Regions from separate parts of the Homo sapiens genome. Here region 2 is linked to region 1. A link is a loop called in an ENCODE intact Hi-C map of the cell type or tissue named here. Cell type or tissue: heart left ventricle. All regions are shown on one strand. Links, peaks and the distances in the headings refer to the core of each region. The heading gives the core; the rest is flanking DNA.

What was found. Hi-C counts contacts between places; a loop is a spot of excess contacts. Peaks named below come from ENCODE experiments on the same cell type or tissue, not always from the same donor. Only the 100,000 strongest peaks of a DNase experiment are listed, where the experiment ranks them.
Region 2: it touches region 1 in a loop (2.1-fold over the local background); 3 of 110 quality-filtered maps call a loop at or near these places.

What each region holds. Positions count from the first base shown.
Region 1 is chr15:70,356,214-70,367,996 of GRCh38, forward strand. No RefSeq gene overlaps it. Among named protein-coding and RNA genes, the nearest start is that of LINC02205, 140 kb to the right of the region's middle. RefSeq lists an enhancer at 5,797-6,296. In heart left ventricle, for the core only: a CTCF peak has its summit at 6,929; a DNase peak (open chromatin) is centred at 6,928; H3K27me3 peaks cover 572 bases.
Region 2 is chr15:70,120,586-70,132,368 of GRCh38, forward strand. LOC107984734 (a long non-coding RNA gene) reads right to left here and starts at 10,300. Exons shown (of 2, transcript XR_001751739.2): 1 at 10,197-10,300; 2 at 8,990-9,973. RefSeq lists enhancers at 5,020-5,199, 5,210-5,259. In heart left ventricle, for the core only: no CTCF peak of the experiment used is centred there; a DNase peak (open chromatin) is centred at 6,906; H3K27me3 peaks cover 831 bases.

The DNA of each region.
Region 1 (11,783 bases), core at 2,559-10,558:
GGTCTCACGCAGGGTGAAGGAAGCTGGCAGCTGTCTCTCCACATCAGCCACAGGTTCCGGTGGCACCAAGTTTCCCCTCCCTGCCCTACCTGGCCATCTGCCCTGCTGCACTCAGGCCCAGGCCTCTGGGCTCACTAGAGGACCTGCTGTGTGGGTCCTGACATTGCTGCCAGTGGCTCTGAGACTCTCCTGCCTGAGACTGCCACGTGTCAGCTCTACCGTAGCTTTTGCCTGCAGTTTGTGGAGTGAGAGGTTGTGTCATTTGAACAACAGCAGGTCATGGGGAAAATGCCCAGGCATGGCAAGAATCAGGGGCGCCCTCCAGTAGGGCACAAGGAGCACACCTGTGCAGTTGTTTACATATAAGAGCCCCTGCCAAGGGGCTCAGGGGGTTGCTCACCAAACAGGCATCCTGGAGTAGGCTGCATCCACCCGGGAGAGGGACCCGCTTTCTAATTGTGCAAAGGTGCCTGATGATTTGGCAGAACCCTGGATTCCAATAAGTGCTGTGCTAAATCTGGAGAAAGCCCAGCCTGCCCCTCCTGGACACCACCACGCAGCACTTTACAAAACATCTATGTATTCTAGTCCGCACCCTGGGTGAATCTAGCCTGCAGAGTGGTTTGTTTTTTTTCTGTTGTCATTGTTGTTTGTTTGTTTGTTTGTTTGTTTTTCCTATTCAGGTTCCATTTCTTTCATTCAGTTGAAGTGCCTTGAGAAGGGGATGCACCTTCTTGTAGGTCGCAGCCGCCTCCTCTCCCTCCTGTCCCAGCCACCATCCCTGCAGGCCCTGGCCTCTGACTCATCTCCTAGAGCAACCGGATGGCCTCGGATAGGCCCACTGGTCTTTGGAAAAGTCATGAGGGACACAAGCAGATGTCCAGCTCAGCTTTGTGGTCCTGGCCTGGGCAACCCCCTGCTCCCTCAGAAGAGGCCTCTGGGGAGGAGGGGTCTACAGGGAACAGAGGAGGGGGTGGGAAAGTGGGGTGGATGCAGGAGAAGCCAGGGAGGTTTGACTGGCTCAAGAGGTAATGGCGCTGTCTGGAGGCCAGGACGCTGAGATCTCTGGGATCTTTGACCCTCGGAGACTCTGCTCCCCAGTTTGTTCTCCCTGTTCCCCTCTGGCCATTTCCCTGGAGATGTTAGCAATCCAAGCCCTCAAAACACAAAGGCTTGTGTGTTTGCCTTCCCAGATCTGGACTGTATTCTGTGTTGTGGGGGAGGGGATGGCTTTAGTTCAGCGCGAAAGCTCATTATAACCCCAGAAAGAAAGCAGGGGTCAGTGTGGGGGCCATCAGGGACTGAGGGGAGGCACTGGGGGATGTGTGCAGGGGGTCCCCATGCCACCCAACCCTGGGCTGAGTGGGCCCCTGCAGACCCTGGGGACGCAGACTGTCCCACCCCAGACCTGTGCTCACACCACCCCTCGGACACCACTGGGCAGACGGGCGTTCTATGGGCCCCCGCTCTGTTGATCCAGGCCAGGCTGATGTGCAGATGGGTGATGGCAGTGATACCATGCCTTGTCCCCTCCCAGATCGCCTGCTCTGCCTGGTGGGGGACATAAAGCCTTACCCAGGCATAAAGATTCCTAGTGTTTGCCAGATGCTTCTCACTGTTACCTGGATGCATTTGTTTTCATTTTAGTTATACTTTTATTTTTAGTGTGCATGAGAAAAATAAAATGAATACATCAAACAGTGGTTAAATGGATTTATGGCCTAGGATGGAACTAAGTTAAATGTTAGTTGATTTAAGGAAATACATTAAGTAAATAATAGTACAGGTGGTAGACAGATAAAGTTAAAAAATGTGTTGGAACGCAAAAGGCTGAAGTTTGGTGAACTCTTTGTTGTCCCAGGCAAGGGTGAGGCTCCCCAACTGCACTGTGCCTTGTCCCATCTTATCCTGCCCTGCCCAGTCCCTAACACAGGCTCAGCCCAGGAGACACTGAAGGAGACTGGCTTTCACAAACACAGAGGACACCACAAGCCCCAAACTTGCTCTGGGGCAGAGCAGCTGCTGGGGGTGGGGAGCAGTTTATGTGGCTTTTGTCCACATCTTTTCTCCAGCAGCCTTCGATCCACCCTTTCAAGGGGTGCATTTAAGAAAGCTGGATTCCTAGGGAGGCACCACAGTCTTGCTCCCCCCAAAACAGAACTGGAGACAACAGAGCTGCAAATAAAAAGAGGCTTTGGAAACACACTCACTCTGAACAACCCACTCCTTAGGAGCCAGAAGGTCCAGACAGTGGCTGGGAGACCTCCACGCAGCCCCTTCACCTCTCCTCCTCCATCCAACACGATCACATCGCCCATTTTGTGCTGAGTGGGGAATGAGAGGATGCATGAAATGCTTTGGGAAGTCCAGGGTGCATGGCAAGGGTTCCGATTTCTCCACTCCCTGCCACTGCCTGCGGGTCACCCTTGCCCACTCTGCTCCACAACCCAGGGCTCCTGGGATTCGGTGGAGGGAAAAGCCCGTGAAGGGGACAAATGGATGAGGAAACAGCCCCTACAGCCCCTCTCAGCAAGATCAGCGCCGCAAAGGTAAACTGCCCACAATGCATTAGCTGGCTTTGTCAGGGAAATTGCTTTAGCCTAGCATCATTTTTTATGTGCCTGTTCAATAAAATAATTATTGATAGCCTCATCCATTTAAGTCACAATCAAAATAGCAGCCAGGATGGGGCAGCCCTATATTATATCACCAGACCGAGAACTATTTTCTATAAATTCACAAATACATTCACATTTAGGTGAAAAATTATGCCGTCTAGGATCAAATATATCAGAGGCTGGGAGCCGGGAGGGAGAGGGCCGGGGTCTGAGGGCTTCTTCATTATTCATTAGTGAAACACGCAGGAGCGGGAGGAGCAGCCCTGTGCCTGCCAGTGGGCATCATGGATGGTAGAGAAGAGATGCCAGTCCCCACTGGAGGCGAGCGATGCTGGCCCTATCTGAAAGCCAGGCAGGCAGAGAGCACCAGCTTTTCCAAGGAGGAAGAAATGAATACGTGTGAGTTAGGAGAGAAACCCATGATTCCCCAGGTGTTAAGAGCTGTGTGCCAATTATCCAGCAATTATCACCATCCAAGATGGTGGGGCAGCTGCAGAGAGAAAAGAGCAGTAGGGGTTGGGGGTGGGAAGGTGGAACCTGAGCCAGGGTAGAGTGAGAGCGAGTGGAAAAGAACAATGGCCAAGCATTGTTGTGTACCAGGCCCTGTGCTGGGCCACCAGTCGTCTCATCGATCCCTCCAATGGGCCACTGCTGAGGCGAGGGCCTGAGGCTCAGGGGGGGAATTCACTCCTCCAAATGTGCACAGCTTGTAAAGGGCAGAGCTCGGCTTTCTCATCTAATCTCTCAGAGGCCAAGTTGTGTTCTGGAAGGGCCTCATTCAATAATTTATTGGTAGGTGTGGACTGGAGTTGGAGGCGTTCAGAGTAGGGGCAGAATGGGGATTGCTTGTTTATTAAGGTTTCTTGTCTGCTTGTGTGTTTGGAGAAAAAATGTGCTTGGCCAAAGCACCAGCACTACTTTCTGAAAGTGAGAAGGTAAGGGAATTCGGGAGAAATCAAGAAAACAGCTAACTTCTGCATCATGGAGGTGGTGTGGGCCTGGCTGGGTGCAGGCTGTCCAGGGCCAGGCCTAACTTATCTGCAGGGCTTTCTTCAAAACCCCATCCACTTAAGGATAACCCCAGCAAAGGTCCCTTCCTGGTCTGCCTCTCCACCCCACCTCTATTTTTAATCGCTTTCCCTCCCACCCCCATGCCACCCCCACCTCCCACCCCAGGAAGCTCCTAGTGCTCATGTACCAGTGCAGATGGGTTCTCTCTGCCCGGAAGTCTGCATTTTAAATGATTTCTAATTATGACTTGAAAGGCTCTGACTCTGGAGATGGGATTTCAGGAGTTGGCAAAGTATTCTAAGGTCTGGAGATGTCTCCCCCTTGTTGCCCCTAAAATCATACCCTATAGAGCACTGTCTTCCCACTTCTGTTCAGGGCCAGTCCTGAGCCTGTGCCTTCAGTGACACACAAAGTTCAGGGGTTCTGGTGTTGGAGGCATAGATAGGAAGACTTTGGACAGGGAAACTCTTAAAGCTTGCTTCCTGGTACTTGACCCTCCTCTTGCCTCCTTTAATTAACAAGAGCCCATTTCATTACCTGTGATCTTACCTGGCAAGGCATTTTACTTGTAGGATTTATCTTGGAAAATCCTGGCCTCATGCACAAACAAACTCAGGTCTTAACCTGGCCCTGAATACCCATCTTTCCTGTTTGGAGAACTGTCAGCAGCCTCATCAAAATGATGGGGCCCCTTTGGAAAACAGCCTGGCCGTGCCACAGATGTTAAACACAGAGTTACCACAGGATGCAGCAATTCCTCCCCTGGGCATAGATACCCAAGAGAATGGAAAACATGGGCCCACACAAAGGGTTGGAGAAGAATGTGCAGAGCGCCATTATTCATGATAACCAAAAGTGGGAACAACTCAAATGTCCATCAACAAATGAGTGGATAAACAAAATGTGGGATAGCCATACAATGAAATAGCACTCAGTAAAAAAGAATGACGTGTTGATTCATGGCACAAAATGGATAAACGTCGAAAACAAAGCGAAAGAAGCCAGTCACTAATAGACCACATATTGGATGATCCCACTTCTGTATAATGTCCAAAATAAGCAAAGCCATACAGATAGAAAGTAGATTTACGGTTGCCTAGGGTTGAGGTGTATAGGGAAGAATTGTTAGAAGGAAATGAGGAGTGAGTGCTAATGGGTATGGGGTTTCTTTTGGGGGTGATAAAAAGGTCCCCAAATTGATGGTGGTGATGGTTCCATACTTCTGAACACACAGATTGTACTCTTTAAATGGGTCAATTGTATGACATGTAAATTATATCTCACTCTGTTAAAAGCAAATAAAGATTATGCCCATTACTTGGCTGCCAAGGCCTCTAAAACCTTGCTCCTCCTGATGGCAGCCCTTCCACCTGCCTTCCACTCATGCCCACAAACCTGATGCCTAGTTAGCACCCATCCTCCAATGACCCACCTTCTCAGCACGGCTCGCTGCTTCTGCCCACACCAGGGTTGGAGGGTGGTTCTCCACAAGCCTCTGCCCCCTGATATTCAGGGCCAGCAGCTTCTCTTCTTCAAGGCCTGTTGCTCACCCCAAAGGCAGCCACACTCCTCAGGATGTCCATCTTTTAGGAAAACCATGTTTAGGGACTTGTCCAGAGTCCCAGCCTTCTGCAGCAGAAGGCTGGCATTTGTGACTCTTTTTTTTTTGAGACAGAGTCTCGCTCTGTCGCCCAGACTGGAGTGCAGTGGCTCGATCTCGGCTCACTGCAAGCTTTGCCTCCCAGGTTCACGCCATTCTCCTGCCTCAGCCTCCCGAGTAGCTGGGACTATAGGCGCCCACCACCACGCCCGGCTAATTTTTTGTATTTTTAGTAGAGACGGGGTTTCACCATGTTAGCCAGGATGGTCTCGATCTCCTGACCTCACGATCTGCCCGCCTCGGCCTCCCAAAGTGCTGGGACTACAGGCGTGAGCCACCACGCCTGGCCATTTGTGACTCTTATCTACTGGATGAGTAGCCTTCCGTGGCAGGCACTGCCATGAACCACAGGCCAGAAAGAGAAGGAGACCTTCCCAGTACCACGTGGTTGGTCAGGGGATGAACCAGGGCTGGCCCTCCGTCCCTGGGCTTTCCATCGACGGTTCCCCTCTACCATCACTGGGCAAGGCCCCTAAAAGACAGCCTCGCCCACCCATTGGCTCCACGACAGGCAACTTTTTACAGATAACGACATGACAGCCCCTGCTGGAATTAAAGCAGGAAGGTTGGGGTGGGGAGGGCAGTTCCCCCACAGGCTTTCGTTGCTAGGCCCTCTGCGGTGTAATAACTCTCCACACACCTGTCCAGCCCAGCTGTTACAGAGCACTTTCCCACCATTAACTCGTGCCTCTGGGAGATGCGCAAATGCCAGCTCGATTTGGGTGGTGGAAGGTGGGTGGGGAACCATCTGAAGCTTAGGCCTGACAGATGCAGAAGGCTCCAGGCAGGGTGGAGGTAGCCTCTGGGGAGCCTATGGGTTCCCCATAAATGTCCCAAAGTTGGGCAGATGAATAAGGGTGGGGATGCCACTGGGCTCAAGCAGGTCAGTCTCTTTTAGGGTCAAGTATTGGCCACCAAGGTCACTTGGCCAGCTTTCCCCCAAGCTGATTTGATATCCCAGGCTCCAGGTCAGATTCCAGTTCCAGAGTCTCTGCCCTTCTGAGATGCCCACAGCAGGGAGCAGCCACATTGATCCAGGAGGGCCTGACCCCAGCTGCATTCTCCATCTATCATCCAGAGGGCACACCAGGTAAATACGCCCTCCCTGAAGCCAGGAGATCCTGAGGCCTCCCGGAACAGGATGTCCATACAGTGATTGAACAAATGCCTGTTTACACAGCATCCTCGCTGCAGACATTGCTGAAACAACCACATCAGGCTCCCTGCAGCCCCCCTGGATTGAGGTCTTTGACCCTCTGGGCTTGGCTAGAAGGGTGCAGTGAAGGTACAGTGTGGCTGTGTAGGGTATGTCTCAAATCACAAAGGCATGCTGGGGAGAGAGGTGGGAGTAAGGGGCTCCTCCTCCCAGGAAAGGCAAAGGGCCCAAGATGAGCCCCAGACATCCTCTGCTTGAGGATGGTCCTCTCCATCCCAACTAGGCCCAGAAGGCAGGTCCAGATTCAAAGACAGGTGTGGAAAGGAGGCGGGTCCACCTGCAGGGTCTATGGTCTTTAAGGGAAAGACCATAGATGGGTGGCCCATGATGGAGAGGGTGGACACAGCAGGGAGACCCAGGGCATAGCGCTCCCAGCCTGGAGAAGGAGGAGAGGAAGGGAATCTTCCCCCACCATGTGGCCATGTTGGGCTGCTGCACCTCCTGGCCCACCAGCTGGGCAAACGCTGGGGCTGGCCTACCACGCCGGGAGCCAGCCTTTTCCCGGTGTAGGGCACCTGTGTACAGAGTGGCTGGGGCCTGGATGCACATTAGGGACATCCCCTGCATTGGGGTGGGGCTCACTCCATCATAGGAACACGGGTGTGCATCCACACATGCTCACAAAAACACATTCATTCAAGAAATATTTATCAATTAAAAGCTTTCTAGAGACAAATGAGAATGAGAACACAATTTACCAAAACCTATGAGAGACAGCAAAAGCAGTCCTAAGATGGAAGCTTATAGCAATGAACGCCTATATCAAAAAAGTAGAAAGATCTCAAATAACAACCTTACCTCATTCCTCAAAAAACTAGAAAAACAAAGACAATCTAAGCCAAAAACAAGTAGAAGGAAAGAAATAATAAAGATCAGAGCAGAAATAAATAAAATAGAGATGAGGAAAATGATGCAAAACGTCAACAAAATAAAAAGCTGATTTTTTAAAAAGACAACAAATCTTTAGCTAGACTAAGAAAAAAAACTCAAAATAAATCAGAAATGAGAAAGGAGACATTACAACTAATACCACAGAAATACAAACTATGACTACCACAGTAGTTGCAACAGATTACCATGAACAACTATGCACCAACAAATTGAAAAACCTAAAGGAAATGGATAAATTCCTATACACATACAACCTACCATGAATGATTCATGAAGAAGCAGAAAACCTGAACAGACCAATAAATAATGAGTAATAAGATTGAAGCAGTAATAAAAAGCTCCCATCAAAGAAAAGCCAAGGGCCTGATGGCTTCACTGCTAAATTCTACTAAACATATAAAGAAGAGTTAACACCATTTTTTCTACTCAAACTATATGTATTAGTCTGTTCTCACACTGCAAATAAAGACATACCCGAGACTGGGTGATTTATAAAGAAAAAGAGGTTTAATGGACTCACAGTTCCATGTGGCTGTGGAGGCCTCACACTCATGGTAGAAGGAGAAAGGCGTATCTTACACTGTGGCAGGCAAGAAAGAACGAGAGCCAAGTGAAAGGGGAAACCCCTTATAAAATCATCAGCTCTTGTGAGACTTATTCACTATCACAAGAGCAGTAGGGGGAAACCACCCCCATAACTCAGTATCTCCCACTGGCTCCCTCCCACAACACCTGGGAATTATGGGAGCTACAATTCAAGATGAGATTTCGGTGGGACACAGCCAAACCATAGAAAGAAAGAAAAGAAAGAAAGAAAGAAAGAAAGAAAAGAAAGAAAGAAAGAAAGAAGGAAGGAAGGAAGGAAGGAAGGAAGGAAGGAAGGAAGGAAGGAAGGAAAGAAAGAAAGAAAGAGAAAGAAAGGAAGAAAGAAAGAAAGAAAGAAAGAAAGAAAGAAAGAAAGAAAGAAAGAAAGAAAGAGAAAGAAAAAATGAAGAGGAGGGAATACTTTCACATTTATTCTACAAGACCAGCATTACTCTGATACCAAAACCACACAAAGATATAACAACAACAAAAGAAAACTACAGGATAATATCCCTCATGAACACTCATGCAAAAATCCTCAACAAAATACTAGCAAATCAAATTTAATAACACATTGAAAAGATCAGTCACCATGATCAAGTAGGATTCATCCCAGTGACATAAAAATGGTTCAACATACACAAATCAGTAAATGTGATACATCACATTAACAGAATCAAGGACAAAAACCATATAATTATTTCAATAGATGCTGAAAAAGCATTCATTAAAATTCAAAATCCTTCATGATAGAAACTCTCAACAAACTAGGAATATATAATACCTCACCACAATAAAGGCCATATATGGCAAATCCACAGCTAACATTATACTGAATGGGGAAAAGTTGAAAGTTTTTCCTCTGAAGTCTGGAATAAAAAGGGATGCCCACTTTCACCACTTTTATTCAACATAGTACTGGAAGTTCTAGCCAGAGTAATTAGACAAGAGAAAGAAATAAAGGGCATCCAAATTGGAAAGGAGGAAGTCAAATTATCCCTGTTTATAGATGGCATGATTTTATATATAGAAAACTCTAAAGATTCCACACACAAAAATGTTAGAACTAATAAAGTAACTTAGTAAATTTAAGGATAAAAATATCAACATACAAAAATCAGTAGTATTTCTATACACTAATAGCTAGCTATCTGAAAAAGAAATCAAGAAAGGAAATACATTTACAATAGCTACAAAAAAATACCTAGGAATCAACTTGACCAAGGAGGTGAAAGATCTCTACAATGAAAATTCTAAAACACTGATGAAAGAAATTGAAGTGACAAGTAAATGGAAAGATATTCATGAATTAGAATAACTAATATTGTTAAAATGTCTATATTACTAAAACTAGTCAATGGATTCAATGCAATTCTTATCAAAATATCAATAACATTCTTCACCAAAGTAGAAAAAAACAAAGTTGTTTTTTTTTTAAGACAGAGTCTGACTCTGTCACCAGGATGGAGTTCAGTGGCGTGATCTCAGCTCACTGCAACCTCTGCCTCCTGGGTTCAAGCAATTCTCCTCCCTCAGCCTCCTGAGTAGCTGGGACTACAGCTGCATGCCACCAAGCCAAGCTAATTTTTGTATTTTTAGTAGAGATAGAGTTTCACCATGTTGGCCAGGATGGTCTCGATCTCTTAACCTCGTGATCTGCCCACCTCGGCCTCCCAAAGTGCTGGGATTACAGGTGTGAGCCACCGTGCCCAGCCAAAAAAACAATCTTAAAATTCATATGGAAAGGCAAAGACCCCAAATAGCCAAAGCAATCTTCAACAAAAAGGATAAAACTGGAGGCATCACACTACCTAACTTCAAAATATACTACAAAGCTATAGTAACCAAAACAGCATGATACTGGCATAAAAACAGACGCATAGACCAGTAGAACAGAATAGAGAACTCAGAAATAAATCCCTGCATTTTCAACCAACTGATTTTTGACAAAGACACTAAGAACACACGTTGGGGAAAGGATGGTCTCTTCAATGCATAATGCTGGGAAAACTAGATATCCACAGGCAGAAGAATGAAACTAGAGCCCTATCTCTCACCATATACAAAAATCAATTCTAAATTGATTAAAGACTTAAATGTAAGATTCAAAACTATGAAAATTCTAGAAGAAATATGGGAGAAATGCTTCATAAAATTGGGCTGGGCAAGGATTTTTTGAATAAGACCTAAAAGGCATAAAAGCAAAAATAGACAAATGAGATTACATCAAGCTAAAAAGCTTCAACAGCAAAGGAAACAATCAATAAACTGAGCAGGTAATCCACAGAATGGGAGAGATTATTGACAACTATGCAGCTGACAATGGGTTAATATTTAGCATATGTAAATAACTCAAACAACTCAATAGCAGAAAAACAAATAATCCAATTAAACATGGGCAAAGACCTTCTCAAAATAAGACATACAAATGGCCAACAGATATATGAAAAAAAGTTCAACATCACTAATCATCAGAGAAATGCAAATGGAAACCACAGTGCAATATTACCTCACCCCAGCTAGAATGGCTATAATCAAAAAGACAAAAAAAAATAACAAATGCTGGCAAGGATGCAGAGAAAAGGGAATTTTTATATTCTGTTTGTGGGAATGTAAATTAGTATAATCATTATAAAAAAAAACAGTATGGAGGCTCTTCAAAAAATTAAAAATAAAACTACAATATAATCCAGCAATCCCATTCCTGGGTATACATCCAAAGGAAATAAAAATCAGTATGTCTAAGAGATATCTGCACTCCCTTGTTTATTGTGGCATTATTCACAATAGCCAAGATATGGAATCAACCTAAGTGTCCATCTAATGATAAATAGATAAAGAAAATGTGGTATGTATACACAATAGAATACTATGCAGTCATAAAACAAAATGAAATCCTATCATTTGTGACAACACAGATGAACCTGGAGGACATTATGTTAAGTGAAAAAAGCCAAGCACAGAAAGACAAACCCTGCATGATCTCAATCATATGTGGAATCCAAAGAAGTTGATTTCATAGAAATACAGAGGAGAATGGTGGCCACCAGAGGCTGGGGAGTCTCTTCAATAAATGTTCTCTTCAATAAATGATGCTGGGAAAACTAAATATCCACAAGCAGAAGAATGAAACTAGAGGCCTCTCACTATATACAAAAATCAACTCTAAACGGATTAAAGACTCAAATGTAAGATTCAAAACTATGAAACTTCTCCCAGTGGAGAGACCGGGAGAGGTTGGTTAACAGGTTCACAGTTATAGTTAGACAGGACGAATAAGTTCTGGTGTTCTATTGCACCAAAGAGTGATCACAGCAAATAACAATGTAGTGTAGATTTCAAGATAGCTAGAAGATTTTGAATGTTATCACCATAAAAAAAGATAAATGTTTTAATTGATGGATATGATAATTACCACAACTTTTTCATATGTATGCATGCATTGAAACATCACATTGTCCTCCTAAAATACATATTATTATGTGTCAATTATAAATAAGAATTAAATATGATAAAAGAAATATTTATTAAGCACTTACTTTGCACCAGAGCTTCTTCCAAGTTTTGAGAATACAGCAATGAACAAAACCATCTCTGCCCTCATAGAACTCACATTATTGACAAAAGGGTGCCAATTAGAAAGGAGACCCTATTGCAGCCCACGGAGGGCGAGCCACAGCAGGGTGGGGTGTTGCCTCACCCGGGAAGCACAAAGGGTCAGGGATTTCCCTTTCCTAGCCAAGAGAAGCCATGACAGACTGTACCTGGAGGAATGGTACACTCCCGTCTACATACTGTGCTT
Region 2 (11,783 bases), core at 1,951-9,950, 240 kb before region 1:
CTTAAAAAAATTATTATTATTTTTTTAGAGACAGGGTCTCGCTCTGCTGCCCAGGCTAGAGCACAGTGATGCAATCATGGCTCACTGAAGCCTCAATCACCTGGGCTCAAGCAATCCTGCCTCAGCCTCCCAAATAGCTAGGACCACACGTGCATGCCACCACACCCAGCTCATTTTTACAATATTTTTCCAGAGGTGGGGTCTTGCTATGTCACCCAGGCTGGTCTCAAACTCCTGACCTCAAGCAATCCTCCTGCCTCAGCCTCCCAGGGTACTGGGATTACAGACATGAGCCACCACACCAGGCCACTTCCCTCCCTTTCTATACCTCAGTTCAGGTGGGGCTTCCTTAGAGAGGCCCTCTCTGCTCCCCCGGGCCTGCTTACACGTGCTGTTACAGGCCTATGTCTCTCCTCTCTCCTCAGAGCTGAGTAGAGTGTGGGGCACGTAGCAGGGACTCTGCAAGGCTGTGGGGAGGTGCATGGGGCAGGCTAAAGCATGACAGTTGTGAGAAGGGAAGGAGCGGTAGACACCCTTCTCGGGGGACCTGCAGTGTAGCGCTCTCTCCGTCTGCTCCAGTTAAGAATGATGTCTTCTTCCTGCATCCCTCCTCCCAGGAACAGATGATTTTCATTTTCTGCCTTGATAGCTTCAAATCGCTGCCTGTCTCTGGGAGGACTCAGGCACTTATCCTTCCTCTTCAGCAATGGGAGGATCTCCCTGGACCTCTAAACTTGGCTTTCTGTTTTCAGCAAAGTCCTTGGAAGTTGCAACCTCCGCAAGGCTCCTCTGCCTTTCCAAGCCCTCTCCTTCTCTAGCACCATTTTTCTTTTCCTCCCTGAGGGCCTTCACACTGCCCTCAGATTCCTCTTCCCTCCCATTTACAAACCTTGCTTCCAGGCGCAGACCTGCAGCTGGTCATTTACAGCTTAGTGAGAATTAGTGGTGAGGCAGCCAGAAGCAACAGCTTCCTTTCACCTCTCATCTTTCAGGGCTCAGCTTAAACCTCCTTAAAGAAGTCTTCTTGGAACAATTTCATCTTTACTTGGGATCATAGAACCTTGTTAATTTCTTTCACAGCCCTGACCACAAGTTGTGATATGTATTCATTTATCTTTCTCTAGCTTGTCTATTTACTGGAACGTTGGCTTTAGAAGGCCAGGGAACATGTTTGTCTTCCCCACTCTTACATCCTTGGGGCCTGGCCAATTGCTGTTGAAGGGGCGTTTCTTGGCTACACAAATGATTGCTCATCCATGTGCAAATCTGTGCTCTGCCCTGCCCAGTTGGGTCACCGGAGACAGCTGCCTTGCTCTGTGTCTCGGCATTCTCATCTGCAGCTGGGTATAACGGTACCCGCCTCTCTGGATTTCAAGCCTGTTGTAAGGATCAAATGTGATGCCAGGTGGGAGATGTGGACCCCAGCCATGTGTGTTGGGGTGCTGGGGCTTATTAGTCCCAATGGCTGTGCAAATGGCATCTGCCCTCCCTGTCTCCCTGCTGTACGCCGTGAAGGGGTTCCAGGAACTCCAGGTGGCAGCAAAGAGGTGAAGAGAATAATAATTGATGAATGAAAATAATGATAACCAAGTACATAATAATAATAAAAGTAATAATAACTGACTTTATTAGATACTGTATCAGATGCTGTTCTCAGCTTGTACAGGAATTAACTCATTTAACTTTAGAACAGCCTGGTGAGGTAGGTCCTCTCATGGTTTCTATTTTATAGGTGAAAAAACTGAGGCCAGAGAGATTAAGTAACTCATCCAAGAAGTGGAGGTGGGATCAAGTTTTACTTTTTGATGGGACTTTCCCTCAAATCCCTTCAATCTAATAACTTTCCTCACTTAGTTTCATGACTGTTTATTGGATTGCTAAAACCAAGAGTTTATGTCTGAGTGTGACTTTGCCCCTTTGGCAGGCCCTGGAGGCCCAGCAGTGAGTGGGACTGATCCCTGCCCCCAGGGAACCCATTAATGGGGTGCGTGCGTGTGTGTGTGTGTGTGTGTGTGTGTGTGTGTGTGTGTGTTATTCTCTGCTGCCCAGCCAGTCAGGAAACTCCCTGAGGACACAGGGAGGACTGTTCCTTCTCTGCTGTGTTACTCTAGGACAGAATGAACACTTAGAGTCCTAGAACTCCAGACTATCAGCACCAGAGTCAGCTGCTCATCAGCAAAGTTACTGATCCCTTGCTTGGTACTGGGCTTGGTACTTCATGCCAGGAACACAGTGGGAGCGAAGCCAAGCCCCCATCCTCAAGGGACATCCATATTTGGGGGTGGGGCTGGAACTCCGTGGGTCAATTCTTGGGTCAACAGAGTCCAGAGAGGGCAGGAGCCCTCCAGGGTCAGGAATCAGGTCAGTGACAGTGTGGGGACTAGAACCCAGGGCTCCTCCTTCCTAGAACTGCCCCTTCCAACTTTACCACCTGCCTCTGGATCCTGTGGGAAGCTGGCTCTCCTTCCTCCAGGATGCAGGTTGTTGCCTGGAGCAGCGGCTGACCCAGACCCCACACTTTTAGCCCAGGGCCTATTGGGGCCTGCATGGGAAAGGTGAGAATGAACTCACCACCCTCCCCTCTACCTGGCCCTTAGCTGCCTCCCTTTATCACCTTGTTAAGGACTTTTTCCTCTCCATTTGGAACCTGGAATTTCATTATTTCATATGTGAAGCTTAGGGATAATAGGCTGCCACTTGAAGGCTGCTTTTCACCTTCCAAGCCCTCTGCAGACTGTTAATTAGTCCTCTCTGGCATGCTCCAGTAAGTGTTCTTGGTCCAGGAAAGGGGAACCCAAGGGAGGCCGAGGGACTTGCCTCAGGGATGTGGGGCTGGCAAAAGCCTGAGGAGGAAAAAGAGGAGCCCTGCATTCTGGAAACTTCTCCTAACGGACACCTAGCTCACCTAGCTCCCAGGCTCCTTTCCTGTTAGGACGGCTGAATAACTGAGGGCAGGAGCAGATGGGAGCCCTCCTGTGGGAATATGGCTCAAAGAACTTCACAATTGGACCCTAAGTTGGAATCCCATCCCCTGCTAATTGCACGACCTTGGATGATAATTAACCTCTAAGCCTCCGTTTTCTTTTCTGTGGAATGGAGGTAATAACAAAGTGCTCCTTGATGTTGAGGATTGAGCTAGGTAAGTATCTGGCACAGAGTGGTGCTCACTAGGAGTGAATGGATGAATGAATGAATGAGTGTGGCTAGTGGTGGGTTGGAGTGGGGGAGGATTAGAAGTATGGAGAGGCAAGATGGGGACGGAGAGGAAAATAGGGACTCTCCTTCTTCCTTTGCCCCTCCTTATCCTTAGCCCCAAGGCCAGGGGTTTTGCCCACAAAGCAACCACTATCCATGATGTTGCATGGCTGGTCAACGAGGGATGGATGTCTGTCTTTGCAAGCCTTTGACATCCCCTGAAAATGGTGATATTGTCTATTTTTAACAGTGGAGAACCCCATCGATGAGTTGCCAGGTGAGAATATGTCCATCTGCTCAGCCTCCCCAGCTGGACCACTGTGAGGGTCAAAACTAGACAGTGGATGCCACAGCCCTGGCTTCAGGGTCTCTCAGACCTGGAAACAAATCTCTGCTGCTCCACTCACTTGGACAAACACTCAAGCTAAAGCAGGGAGATCCTCCCTGCCTCTCAGGATGATCGAGTTTGGTTCTGTGATGAGCTGTATATGCACACCAAGCAGCTCACTGTTGAGCTCAGTGGTAGCCAAAGCCAACAATGTAGGTGCCTGGGACACCAAGCACGAGTTGCACCCTTGGGTCCATGGCCACATGGAATGGGAGGGAGGTTGCCTCCAGCCAACTGGTCACCTACCCAGTCCTCTCCATAGACTGGCATGGGAGTTAAAAAGGAGGGCTGAGAAATGTGTTCAATGTTTAAAAGTCATTCCTAGCCAGGTGTGGTGGCTCACACCTGTAGTCCCAGCAATTTGGGAGGCCGAGACGGGAGGATCACTTGAAGTCAGGAATTCGAGACTAGCCTGGAGTTTGAGACCAGCCTGGCCAACATGGTGAAACTCTGTCTCTACAAAAAAAAAAAAAAAAAAAAAAAAGAAACCCACAAAAATTAGCTGGGTGTCATGGCACACACCTATAATCCCAGCTACCAGCTGCTTGGGAGGCTGAGGCATGAGAATCTCTTGAACTCGGAAGGCAGAGGTTGCAGTGAGCCGAGATTGCACTACTGTACTTCAGTCTGGGTGACAGAGTGAGACTCCATCTCAAAATCAATAAAATAATAAATAAATAATAAATGTCATTTTTTACATTTTGGTACCCTCTAAATTTCAGTACCAGGGACCCCTTTGCCCCCCATCCTACTTGGGACTCCTGTGCAAGTTATTTAATGACAGTTTCATCCTTCATGTTGTCTCTTCAAACCCGTCAAAAGCAGGGACTGAGTTTGGGGTGTGTCTGGGTCCCCAGTGGCTGGCACACCATAGGTGCACAATTAATACTTGCTGTTGGTGGTGACAATGTAAGGGATGGGGGTTTAGAACGTGGGAGGGATCAGAAGGACCTCATCTCATGAGGAATCAGAAATACTGATCCTGCCTCCTGTCTGTGCCCAGAAGGTAGAAATATTGAGAGAGAGAGAGAGAGAGGATGGGAAAAGCACCCATGAGAGAAGTGAGTACCACCTGGCTGGTGCTTCCACCATCTGCCCAGCCCTCTTGACTGGGACAGGGGGTGCATAAGGGCTAACCAGATATGAACAGATCCCTGAGGCAGGGTGTATTTGCTGAAGGGTGGGAGGAGCTAGCTGGTTAAGGGATGGCATGGGGAGAGGGTGCTAGGGGAGCATTCTAGGGTAGAGCCCCAGGGTGGGCAAACTCCAGAGGGGCACAAGGTAACCTCTGCCTGGGGAGATTCCTCCTTCCCTCAGCAGCCAGCATCTCTTGGGGCACTGCAGAGAGCAGGAGCCCCCAAGCCCAAGAGACTTGGGGCATCTCAACCCCGCTTCTCACAACAAGTGTGATTTGGGCAAATTATCTAACGAGATATGGCTGGAAAAGGCTTGTCCCTCCCATGTGCAAAATCCCCACTGTCTCCCCAGTGCCTGTGCCAGGCATCTGTGGTCTGGCAGCTGTGAGGATGGTTTCATGTGTAATCTATAGGTTCTTTCCACGCCTTTCTGAAGCTTGGTGAATGCCTGCTACCTTCTTCTGTGATGTGACTCCACGGTCAACCAGAAATGACACTTCACATTCACTCATGTGCTCACTTGCTCACTACTCAAACTTTATTGAGTTTTTCTATATCCCACAGTGCTGGCCACTGGAGGTTGGATGCGAGTCCCCACCTGCCGGGTGTTTACAGCCCCCTGAGGGAGACAGACAAGCAAATGAACCATGACCACACAGAGTGATCAGAGCTCAGCAATGAGACTGTATCCGTGGGTCAGCAACACTGCCTGGAGGAAGCATTAAGGTTTGAGCCCAGAGAGAAGAGAAGATACTGAGGTTGGGAAGAGAAGCTTCCATGTGGAGAGGGGCACATATGCAGGTCTGGAGAATCACAAGTACTTCAGCAAGGCCTAGCAGAGAGCTGAGGGGCTAGGTGGTCAACGGCCTCACATGCTGGGCTTTATTCTGAGGGTAACGGGGAGCCATGGAAGAGTCTGGAGCTCCAGAGTGAAATGTTCAGAAAGTGTTCTTTTTCTTTTTGGCTAGAATAATAATAACTGAGCCAACACTGGTTATTCTGTGGGAAAACACACAGATCATTGCTTAATAGAAGTGGTCTATTCGGAAGAAAAAGCCTGCTGAAAGGTGGGATCCAGAGAAAGAACCAAACAAAAGGCCAAGCAAAAGGTGGTGATGACATTGGTGACCTCAGGCCCATACCATATCTCTTCACCCCACCACCCCAGCTTTGCCCCCGTTATTTCAGACAGACCTTCCTTCCTGTTGGGACACGTGTGTGTGTGGCTGTGCCTGTGACTTGGCTCTGTGGTCACCTGCCTGTGTGTGCCACTGCCCCTGCCTCCCTGCTCTCCACCACTCCATCTCTCCAGAGCCCGGTTCTGCCACCTCCTCCAGCAAGCCTGCCCTGGGCCCCCCTGGTTCCTGAGAATATTTTGCTATATCCACTTGGAAGAACTTTAGTAGGGTTTCTAAGGCAATGTGAATGCTGCGGTTGGGCTGTGAGGTAGAATAATCAGTGCTCAGACCTTAACCTGCATAACCAAACAGTAAGCAATTTGAGGGCAGGGGCTATGCCTCATTCCTTTCGGGAGACCTCAGTCATCCAGCTCTGTGCCTGAGAAGCAGCAGGTCCCATATTAAAATGTCTGTTCAGTGGATTCATGTTTCATTGTGTGCATCCTAAACTTGTCCAGGACTACTGTGAGCCTCCTCTTTGGAATAAGTGTAGGACCCCCCTAAATTTCTGCAGGGTCATTCTCTTCAGTGCCTGGTGGCCCAGTCTCCTTTCTGAGCCTTCTGGACTTGCCAGGTACAATTTACTGTCCCTTTTGCTGGGCTCCCATAGATTTTGGTGCCTATCTCTATTGTGTTTCTTATTCTATTGGGTCAAAGGCATTTTGTAAAAAGCGTCCACTCTCTCCACCTCCCCACCCCCACACCCAGCCCAGTGTCTAATTTGCAGTAGGAGATCAATAAGTGTTTGTTGAATGAAAAAAAATGTACTAGCAAGAGTACAGGACCACTCCTTAGGCATATTAAATGGGAACACAATTACCAATTGAATTCGTTTCCTTCAAAAGAGCCATGTATCCTGGAAGATCCATTCCAGACGTCCAGATGGCAAGACTGGGGAGAGCTGGGAGTTATTCCTATTGAAACCGTTTCCTCCAGAAGGTCTAGAGTTCAAAAGGGAGGCATTTGCCACAAACAATTGGGCCAGTGTGAGACGATGTGGGTGGCACGTTGCCAAGGTCTTGGTGGGACTTTGAGCAGTTACCAATGCAAATAGGAGAGAAGACTTATCCCCAGGGGCAACTGTGGTCACCCAGAAATGGAGCCTTTGGCAACAAGGAGAAAAAACCAGGTCAGCCACTGCACGGGGATTTTCCTAGGGCTGTGGAGTGGCCTCTGGACTTGGAGTCAGGAGGCCTAGCTTCTCAGCTGGGATCTGGGTTTTAGATCAAGGGTTAAGATGATCTAATGCCAACCTTATTTTCCAGAGGCATTTTTCTGAGCCAAGAATTAAATGCAGGGCACATCAAAGGAATTTTCCTGATTTGTGAATTGTTTCTGCCAACTCAAGCTTCAGAATAAAGACCACTTTTCTCATTCTTTGAGATTTATCTATTGAATGCTGGACTATTCTGAAAAACTCTATGCCAGTGAAGCTCATCTCCCAGAGCTGTCCCTGTGCATCCTACTGTCTGACCTCACTGCCTTTGCTCACGCCCTTCCTCCTTTCAGAGAGTCATCTCCTGATATTGCAGCGTCATCCAGACTTTGTTCAATGTTAACTTTTCTTTGAAAGCTTTCTCTGATCACCACAATTTATAGTGATCCAGAGAGAGAGAGAGAGCCAATAAGCATGTAGAAGATATGGAGCACCTATTACTATGTAGTATTGGCTCAGCACTTACCATGTGCCAGGCATCGTGCTAAGCTCTCTACAAGTGTGATCACACTCAGCTCTCACAACAACCCTTAGAAGATCATTCTTAGACAATTTTAAAAATCCCCATTTGTGGGCTGGGTGTGGTGATTCACACCTGTAATCCCAGCACTTTGAGAGACACAAGTGGGAGGATCACTTGAGCCCAGGAGTTTGAGAACAGCCTGGGCAACATAAAGAGACCCCATCTCTCCTAAAAAATAAAAAAAAATTAGCTGGGCATGGTGATGTGTGTCTGCAGTCCCAGCTGCTCTGGAGGCTGAGGCAGGAGGATTGCTTGAGTCCAAGAGACAGAGGCTGCAGTGAGCTGTGATCATACCACTGCACTCTGCCCTGAGTGACAGAGTGAGATCCTGTCTCAAAAAAAAAAATCCCCATTTATGGTGGTCATTAGTGCTGTCATCCTATACTTCTGATTCTCTTTCTTCTGAGTACAACGTAGAATTTCACTTCCTGACCCCTTTGTGGTTGGTGAGGTGGAGCCATGTGAATAGTTCTGGCCAATGCCTTGTGAAATGAAGTAACACATCGTTCCAGATTGGATAATGTTTCATGTTCCTTCCAGAATGGTGACAGGCCAGCAATGTTTGCCATAATGGCTACATCAGCCTTCTTTTTGCTAAGTGAGTAGGATGAGCAGAAACTCCTACTAACCCATGATGAACATGTAGCATGAGCAAGAAATACATTTTGATTGTTTTATGCCACTGAGTTTTTTGGACTTGCTTGTTACTGCTGCATAATCCAGTCTATGCTGACCGATACACAATTTTACAGATAGAGAAATCAAGCTTGCATGGGGAGGCATGGATGACCTTGGCGAAGAGGTAGCTTGAGCCCTTATTGTGCCTTATTGTGTCCAGTGCCCTGACTGGCTGGCTGGCTGTGAAAGGCCTTGAGAGCCTGAAATGACAGGACTTGATGCTGTTATCCCTAAAGCACAAGGGAGAGTTTAAACAGGGGGCAACACAGCCATCCTTGGGCTTTCAGAAGGATCGCTCTGGCAGCTGCTTCTGGCTGAGAGGTCACTCTGTATCTGTCCACCTGGAAAGATCAGCCCTGAACCCAGTTGAAAGCCAAACTCCCAGCATACACAGAGACCCTCAGGGCAGGTCTGCCATGTGCTTACAATTCCCCAGCACCCAGATCGGCCCATCCGAGCCTCCACACAATGGGCAAGGCTGGTTGGAAGAGGGAGCTCCCAGGAGGGCTTCTCCCCATCAAGGCAGGCGTACTGGCTCCGTTGTCCTTTTAAATGACCATAAAACAGCACGGAAATGAATGCCAACTAACAAGGTTAAAGGATCCTTAAAAAACAAATGATGCCATTTTTTCCCCCAACTCGCTGCTGAGTAAAAATTTGTCACTTCAGTAAGCATTTTATTGGTAATTACAGAGTTACTTTATTTGCATATTACAGAGCTGCTAGTGGCCCTAGTGAAAATGCTTAATGTCGCTGAGCATCTTGGAAGGAATTACTCAACCCAGGGAGGGAGAATTCAGTAATTATTTCCTTAAAACTAGAATTTGCTAATAACTTTGCAGTAGATCACTTTGTGCTCCCCAATACAGCAATTAAATAATAGCAATTAAGTGCCAAAGTAACTCAGGCATAGGGCCTATCCCCAAATAGGACCTCTGCTTTATTTCCTTTGAAAGAGGAATAAAGCTACAGTTGGCCCTTTTGACTCCTGAACCACCAGGGAACACCGATTCCTCTTAGAGCCAGTTAGAGAAGGCTGGTGCTAAATGTCATCTCCTCATCTTCAGAGCAGGATCTGGAAACCCAGAGAGACGCCTAGGGTCCATCCTGCAGCGAGGAAAGGCCGGCTCTCCAGAGCAGGATCTGGAAACCCAGAGAGAGGCCTAGGGTCCATCCTGCAGCGAGGAAAGGCCGGCTCTCCAGAGCAGGATCTGGAAACCCAGAGAGACGCCTAGGGTCCATCCTGCAGCGAGGAAAGGCCGGCTCTCCAGAGCAGGATCTGGAAACCCAGAGAGACGCCTAGGGTCCATCCTGCAGCGAGGAAAGGCCGGCTCTCCAGAGCAGGATCTGGAAACCCAGAGAGACGCCTAGGGTCCATCCTGCAGCGAGGAAAGGCCGGCTCTTCAGAGCAGGATCTGGAAACCCAGAGAGAGGCCTAGGGTCCATCCTGCAGCGAGGAAAGGCCGGCTCTCCACTCTAGCAGCTGGGATGGCAGGCACAGAGGTCAGGTAAGAGGATTCTGGCATCAAGCTGGCTGGGCTTGTTGGCTGGGTCCGGCTTATCATCCAGGTGTCTTGGACAGGTTACTCAACCTCTCTAGGTCTCAGTTTTCTCATCAGTAAAGTGGGGGGTCAGCATGTGATCGACTGCACCTGGTGGCTGTGATGATTAAATAACATGACACATGGAAGTTAGAACTTTGAACATAGGAAATGCTCAGTAAGTGTGAGTTGCAGTGTCTGACCCAGAACCCACCACCGCGCTGACAAGGAAAGCCCAGGTCCCTGCCAACTAGGAGAAGGGAAGACATTTGCATGTTGCATGTAACTCCTCTGCCTGCACTGGGGAGGTGTGACAGTAGGAGGGAAGGAGTGGCACTTACCACTTGGGGTTTGATCTGCCCAGGATCAAATCCTGGCTCCACATGCACACACCCAGAGGTAGTGTGACATTGGGCCACTCATACGCTCTCTGAGAGCACCAGTTTCTCACCTGTAAGACAAGAAGTGTGATACCCATCTGAGTGCCAGGGTCGCCAGGTGACCTCTATTTAAGCACATGCTTTAGTTGCTTAGCTTCCTGCCAGGCAGATTTATAAATATATACATATATATGTATATTACAAATATATATATCAGGTGTACAAAGGCCTGTCCTTAAAAAGGATCATTACAATTTCAGACTTGTTCTGTCTTAATTTCTGATTGATACTTAATCAGCAATGGCTTGGAACACTGGCTTTTTGTCTCTCCCTCTGTTAAGTATTTAACAATCTGAAAAACAAACATCGGAGAAGATGGAACCTACAGGGGCCCCTGATCCTTCTGCAGTCCTTGATCCTTCTGTGATAGGGCTGAGTCCACTCTCTATTTTATCTTTCTGCAAGATCTGCTCCAGTGTGGTATTCTATTTAATAATGTAAAATGCTATTTCATGGAGGAGAGAGTACGGAAAGGTATCTTTTAAAAGATTTGCTTTCCCACCTCCATGGCCGGCCTGACCCCTGCCTCCAGGTAGGTTTGTGAGGAATATGCAGTGGCCCTCTGAGAAGGAATATCCAATGAGATAGAAGAGGTCCAGCCCTCAGTACAGGACTTGGCATCGAGCTCCGTAATGGCTAGTCCCCATGTGCAGCTTGGCCTTGCCTGGTATTATACCTAGGAAGTTTTTCTCTGTAGCTTAAGGCATTGGTCCAGAGTCATATTTCTTCCCAGCCTCGATGCTGATCTCACTGTTATTGATCATTTACATTTTGGCATGGCCTTTTCTGGGACCATGCTTCAGAGACGTCTTGTGTCTCAGGGCCAGGAGAGGGGAAGAAGTGCATCAGGTTCTAGCATTAGCGGATGTAAACAGAGAGAGAATGCTACCTTTGACGCCCCTCCTAGGAACTTTGGCCCCTATTAGTTGCTGAGGGTGGAGTGGCCTGGGGTCTTGGGGGCACTGCCCTGTGTGTTAGCAGTGGTAATTTTAAAGGTGGCCCTCTCTGACTAGTGTCCAGCCGATGGGGATTAGGCTGGCCTTTGCTTTTTGCCAACTTTAGAGGCCTCTGCAGGCAGCAGGCTGGACAGCTCTGGAACTGGGCTGTTTCTGCTTTATGGATACTCCTCTCTTTGGTGAAATTCAGCCTTCCATGGCTATACAAAAGATGAATTCCACATCCACGTAGTGGCTCTGCCAGCTTCCAAAGTAAGCTCTTCGGGTCAGACTCTCACCAGACCAAATGATGCCTGGTCCCTGGGCCTCCCCCTGTGACTTGGCTTTTGGGGTATAGCTTGATCACTGGCTCCTGGACCCATCCTGGTTTATTAATGCCTCCCCTAAACATAGCACCAATCTTCATTTCGCCTGTGCTAGCACTTCAAATGTATTGGTGTGGAAGCCAGCTGGAACTGACCAGATGAGCTCATCTACCATTGCCCAGCCAGGAGTTTGAAAGGAGAGAGGATTGCTGATTAAAGCGGAACGT